Regions from separate parts of the Homo sapiens genome. Here region 1 is linked to region 2. Evidence: read pairs that join two places in POLR2A ChIA-PET (ENCODE). Cell type or tissue: Panc1. All regions are shown on one strand. Each heading gives the region's core, and the rest is flanking DNA. Links, peaks and the distances in the headings are about the cores only. Region 1 has its middle 5.1 kb from the start of FUT2. Region 2 overlaps SPHK2 (sphingosine kinase 2).

The links. ChIA-PET counts read pairs that join two places held together with the same protein. Peaks named below come from ENCODE experiments on the same cell type or tissue, not always from the same donor. Only the 100,000 strongest peaks of a DNase experiment are listed, where the experiment ranks them.
Region 1: POLR2A ChIA-PET joins it to region 2 with 6 read pairs; 6 of 35 experiments call an interaction of 5 or more read pairs at or near these places.

Annotation. Positions count from the first base shown.
Region 1 is chr19:48,689,401-48,692,302 of GRCh38, reverse strand. No RefSeq gene overlaps it. Among named protein-coding and RNA genes, the nearest start is that of FUT2, 5.1 kb to the left of the region's middle. In Panc1, for the core only: no CTCF peak of the experiment used is centred there; no DNase peak of the experiment used is centred there.
Region 2 is chr19:48,623,503-48,626,339 of GRCh38, reverse strand. SPHK2 (sphingosine kinase 2) reads right to left here. Exons shown (of 7, transcript NM_020126.5): 3 at 1-449. Among named protein-coding and RNA genes, the nearest start is that of SPHK2, 5.4 kb to the right of the region's middle. RefSeq lists a silencer at 1,937-2,176. In Panc1, for the core only: no CTCF peak of the experiment used is centred there; no DNase peak of the experiment used is centred there; H3K4me3 peaks cover 723 bases; H3K27ac peaks cover 277 bases.

The DNA of each region.
Region 1 (2,902 bases), core at 267-2,766, 66 kb before region 2:
GACCAGCCTGGTCAACATAGTGAAGCCCTGTCTCTACTAAAAAAAAAAAAATACAAAAATTAGCTGGCTGTGTGGTGGTGAGCACCTGTAATCTCAGCTACCTGGGAGGCTGAGGCAGAAGAATTGCTTGAACCTGGGAGGCAGAGGCGGGGTGGGGTGGAGGTTTCAGTGTTCCGAGATCGCACCACTGCACTCCAGCCTGGGCAAAAGAGCAAGACTCTGTCTAAAACAAACAAACAAACAAAACAAACAAAAAACCAACAACAACAACAACAAAAAATGGAGATCGTGAGCAGAATGACAGCATTTTGCATACAAAGGCTAACATACAGTTATAAGATTAGATTGACAGTTATAAAAGATTAGATTAGGTGCAGTGGCTCACACCTGTAATCCCAGCACTTTGAGAGGGTGGCGGGCTGATCATGAGGTCAGGAGTTTGAGAACAGCCTGGCCAACCCTGGTGAAATCCTGTCTCTACTAGATACAAAAAATTAGCCGGGCATGGTGGCTGTGCCTGTAATCCCAGCTACTCGGGAGGCTGAAGCAGAATTGCTTGAACCTGGGAGGCAGAGGTTGCACTGAGCCAATATCGTGCCATTGCACTCCAGCCTGGGTGACAGGGTGAGACTCCATCTCAAAAAACAAAACGAAAAAAAGGCCGGGCACGGTGGCTCACGCCTATAATCCCACCCAGCACTTTGGGAGGCTGAGGTGGGCGGATCATGAGGTCAAGAGATCGAGACCGTCGTGGCTAACATGGTGAAACCCCCATCTCTACTAAAAATTTAAAAAAAATTTTTTTAAATTAGCTGGGCATGGTGGCGGGCACCTGTAGTCCCAGCTACTCGGGAGGCTGAGGCAGGAGAATGGCGTGAACCCGGGAGGCAGAGCTTTCAGTGAGCTGAGATCACGCCACTGCACTCCAGCCTGGGCGACAGAGCGAGACTCCGTCTCAAAAAGAAAAAAAATTGTAGGCCGGGCACAGTGGCTCATGCCTGTAATCCCAGCACTTTGGGAGGCCGAGGTGGGCAGATTATGAAGTCAGGAGATCGAGACCATCCTGGCTAACATGGTGAAACCCCGTCTCTACTAAAACTACAAAAAGTAGCCAGGCGTGGTGGTGGGCGCCTGTAGTCCCACCTACTCAGGAGGCTTAGGCAGAAGAATGGTGTGAACCCGGGAGGTAGAGCTTGCAGTGAGCCAAGATCGAGCCACTTGCACTCCAGCCTGGGCTACAGAGCGAGACTTGTCTCAAAAAAAAAAAAAAAAAAAGAAAAAGAAAAAAGAAAGAAATTTACTCTTTCTGGACGGGCGGGGTGAGGTGGCTCACGCCTATAATCACAGCACTTTGGGAGGCCGAGGCAGGTGAATCATGTGAGGGCTGAAGTTCGAGAGCAGCCTGGGCAACATAGTAAAACCCTGTGCCTACAAAAAATGCAAAAATTAGCTGGGCATGGTGGTGCACATCTGTAATCCCATCTATTCAGAAGGCTGAGGAATGAGAATCACTTGAGCCCAGGAGGCAGAGGTTGCAGTGAGCTGAGATCGCACCACTGCACTCCAGCCTGGGTGACAGGGCAAGACTCGGTCTCAAAAAAAATGTTTTTAAAGGCCTGGCACGGTGGCTCATGCCTGTAATCCCAGCACTTTGGGAGGCCGAGGCAGGCGGATCACCTGAGGTCAGGAGTTCAAGACCAGCCTGGCTAACGTGGTGAAACTGTCTTCCACTAAAAATACAAAAAAGTAACCGAGCTTGGTGGCATGCGCCTGTAATACCAGCTGCTTGGGAGGGTGAAGCAGGAGAATCGCTTGAACTCAGGAGGGGTGGCTGCAGTGAGCTGAAATCATGCCACTGTACTTCAGCTTGGGCAACAGGAGGGAAACTCCATCTCAAATAAAAAGAAAAGAAAGTTTATTCTTTCTGAGAGCCCCTACCCATCAGGGTTTCATCTGCATTAAAAGACAGCCCTCCGTAGCCAGGCCTTTCTTCTCTCTCTTCCATAACCTGTCTCACCAGTCTCCAAGTCCTGATTCTTCTTTAACCTCAGAGTGATATAAAAACTTCGTCGGGCACGGTGGCTCAGCCAGGCACGGTGGCTCACGCCTGTAATCCCAGCACTTTGGGAGGCTGAGGCGGGCGGATCACTTGAGGTCGGCAGTTCGAAACCAGCCTGACCAACATGGAGAAATCCCATCTCTACTAAAAATACAAAATTAGCCGGGCATGGTGGCGCATGCCTGTAATCTCAGCTATTCAGGAGGCTGAGGAGGGAGAATCGCTTGAACCCGGGAGGCAGGGGTTGTGGTGAGCCGAGATCGCACCATTGCACTCCAGCCTGGGGAACAAGAGTGAAACTCTGTCTCAAAAAACAACTTCAGCTATCTGGCCCTTTCTCTGAGTTTGCGTATTTTCTGTGAGTCCTGTGTGCACATGATAAAATGTGTATTCCTTTCTCCTGCTATCTGGCTATTATTAGTTTGATTTATATAGACTCAAATGTTTTAACCTCCAGGGGAAACATTTTAACTTCCCCGCAGTTCTGGCACTGTGAGCAGGATGCAAATCAAATCACTCTTGTTTCGGAGCCTACAGATGGTTTTCTGGGACAAATGATAAATAGCTGGCAGAAAAAGGTGAGATTTCTTACCAGCTCCTTGGATCTCTGCCTGTGGGACCCGGTCCAGTAAAGGTGGTAAAAGTCTTGGTTTTTTTCCCTTTCCAAAACTGGATTAACGGGAAAAAACGTATGTGAACCAGTTTGCTTATAAAATAAATTGATGGGCCGAGTGTGGTGACTCATGCCTGTAATCCCAGCACTGTGGGAGGCTGAGGCTGAAGGATCGCTTGAGGCCAGGAGTTCAAGAGCACCCTGGACAACACAGCAAGAGCCATCTCTGC
Region 2 (2,837 bases), core at 1-2,500:
CCTCGGAGCAGACAGGTGAGGGCAGTGGCCCAGCGCTGGGCCTCGGCACGGTTCTCTTCGTAGGTGGCGGCCCCATCTGCCCGGAAGGTGCGAGTGGCTCTGCGCCGGGCCCCGCGCCGGCCCCGAGGGTAGGTGTAGATGCAGAAGTAGGCCGCTGAGTCTGAGGGGCTGCGGCTTCGCAGGGTGCAGCAGCCTGAGACCTCGGCCAACGGGACCAGGCCACCCCGGGGCCTGGCTTCAGGTTTGGGGCGCAGCCGCTGTATGTGCAGGGCCTGCGATGTAAGGGTGAGGGCAAAGCGTGGGCCTCGGGCTGGGTAGGAGCCAAACTCGCCATGGAGGAGCGGGGTGCTGGCAGCCAGTGGCGGTGGGGGCGGGGCCATGGCCTTAGCCCTGACCAGGGTGCTCCTAGGCCCGTGGCCCCAGCTCCCGGTCAGCTCCTGGTCTGGCCTCTGTGGGAAGGGAGGAGAGAAGGGGTGAGAATTCAGGACCCCATGGCAGGGGCAGGGAGGGGCAGGGGCTGTGGACAGGAGGAGACAATGAGGGGCAGTGGCAGGTGAGACAGGAGCATCAGAGACAGACAGGCTCAGACAGGTGTGGGCAGACCTTGAGGATGCGGGACAGAGGCCAGCATCCCAGAGGGGGCCGGAGACCCGGGCATGCAAACATCCAATCATTTATTCCCCAGTAAGTATTCAGTACCCTTTATGTGCCAATCACGGTGCTAGGCCTAGCAAACACAGCAGGAGACAAAATAGCCCCAAATCCTTGCCTTCATAGGAATAGATAAACAAGAGAAAGGATTGAAATATACAGGTGGTTGGGTGATGATAACGGGCTTTGGGGGAAAAGAAGGCACAGGAAGGGGAATGGATAGTGGGATTGGATATGCAGAAACAGACATGCAAAGACTGAAAGACACACCTCCCCGACACCCCCACCCCCCATACGGTGCAGTGGGTAAAACAGCAAAACAATCACAAACGCAATAGAGATAGGGTCTGAGAGCCAGAGAAACACTGAGAGGAGACAAACAGGGTCAATGAGGTGAAACTCAGGCGATGAAAGATACTTAAGAGAGTAAGACTTTTTCACCCCAACGAGAAAGGCAAGACAGAGTGGAAGGGAGAGCAAATAGGAGGGGTACGAGGCAGGCATGGAGACAGCTGGAGAGAAGGGATATGACAGGGACTACGGGGTCCGAGAGGAGCCACATGCGAGCGCCTGCAAGGGGCAGGGGCCAAGAGCTGGTCCCTGAGCACTGACCTGGGTGTCTGGCCGCCTGCTCTCCAGGGAGCGGGTGGGAGCAGGACTGAGGTCCCTTCCCCACAGGCCCTCTCCCTGCCCTCTGCCCGGATTCTGCCTCCTCCTTTCGCTCACCTTTGTTCCCCACTGCCCCGCCCAGCCACCTGCCAGTCCTGCCCCTCACATTCCCCAGGCCCAGAGCGCCAGGACAGCCCCCCACCCCCCACCGCCTGTGGACTCACCCTTAGGAACTACATCTGCCCCCCTATCCCCAGCGGCTCTCTCGGGTCCAGGACGTCTGCTTCACCCCCAAACCTGCCCTGGCCCCATTATGGGAACCTCAAATCAGGTTCAAGCACAGAGCCCTAGATGTCCTCCAGTCTTGGGCCTGGGTCTCTGTCCCTGGGTCCCCGAGACCTGGACCTGGGTCTCCATCCATTGGTCCCCAATCCATAGGCCTGCGTGTCTGGCCCTGGGCCCCCAAACCGCCATCCGCACTCTTATTTCCAGAACCCAGTCCCAGGCCTGGCTGGGTTCAGTCCTGGCCCAGGTTTTCCATTTCCATCTCCCACCCCGGTGCCCCAGTCCCGGGCCTGAGTCTCTGTTCCTCTTGGTCCCTCAGTCCCCTAGACTCCGGTCCCTGCCCCGACCCCCGCACCCTCCTCACACGCCGGGTCCTCCTCCAGGCGGTCCCGCAAGTCAGCACCAACAGCCCCCATCAGACCTAGGGGTGGGGGGAGGGTGTGCATCCGCTCAGCCAATGGCCGTGCAGCCGGCCTGGGCCGCACCAATACGAGGGCGCGGGGGGTGGAGCCAGTCAGCTCGCGAGCTTGGTGCAGGGACCGGCCGCGGGAGAGGCCGAGAGCTGGGCGGGGCCTCGCGCTTCGGGAGACTGGCCGCCATCGTGGGTGAGGGCCGACGCGCAGCGGAGACGACGTCGCGGCCCCATAGACAGCGCCGTTGTCGCCATCTTTGTTAAGGGAGAGTGGGCCTGTCTCATCCATTGAATTCACAAAAGAAAAGGGGCGTGAGGGAGGAGGTCTTTAGCTGCAAAGACAGAGACTCTAACACGCGTAACAAAGGCCCAGAGATCCGATCCAGACACAGAGCAAGGCAGAGACCCACAGAGGTTGGATGAGGCAATAAGAGAGCTGGGAGGAGAGGGAGAGTGGGGAAAGTGAAGGATACTTTTTTTTCGGACAGTTACAGAGTCAGAGAGACCCAGAGAAAAGCAGAGATATAAACAAGAGACCAAAACAGTGGGATTGAGAATGTGCAAGGTAAGGATACAAGAAAACCCTGAAAATGACAGACACGGAGACAGATGGAGACAGACACTTCTGGAATGGAAGCCGCGAAGGAGAGGCTCATTAATTCAGACTTATTTATCTCAGGCTCAAACCAGAATGGAAGCGGCATGAGATAAACATCTGCCCAGTGAATGAACCAGTCACATGGCAAGACAGAGACAGAGAGATGGGGACAGTATCTCTAGGTCAAAGGTGAGGGAGGGAGAGAATATTGGAAGCCCAGGGGCTGGGAGGAACTGGGACAGAAAGTGAAGATGTTGACAGATGCACCGAGGCAAAGACATG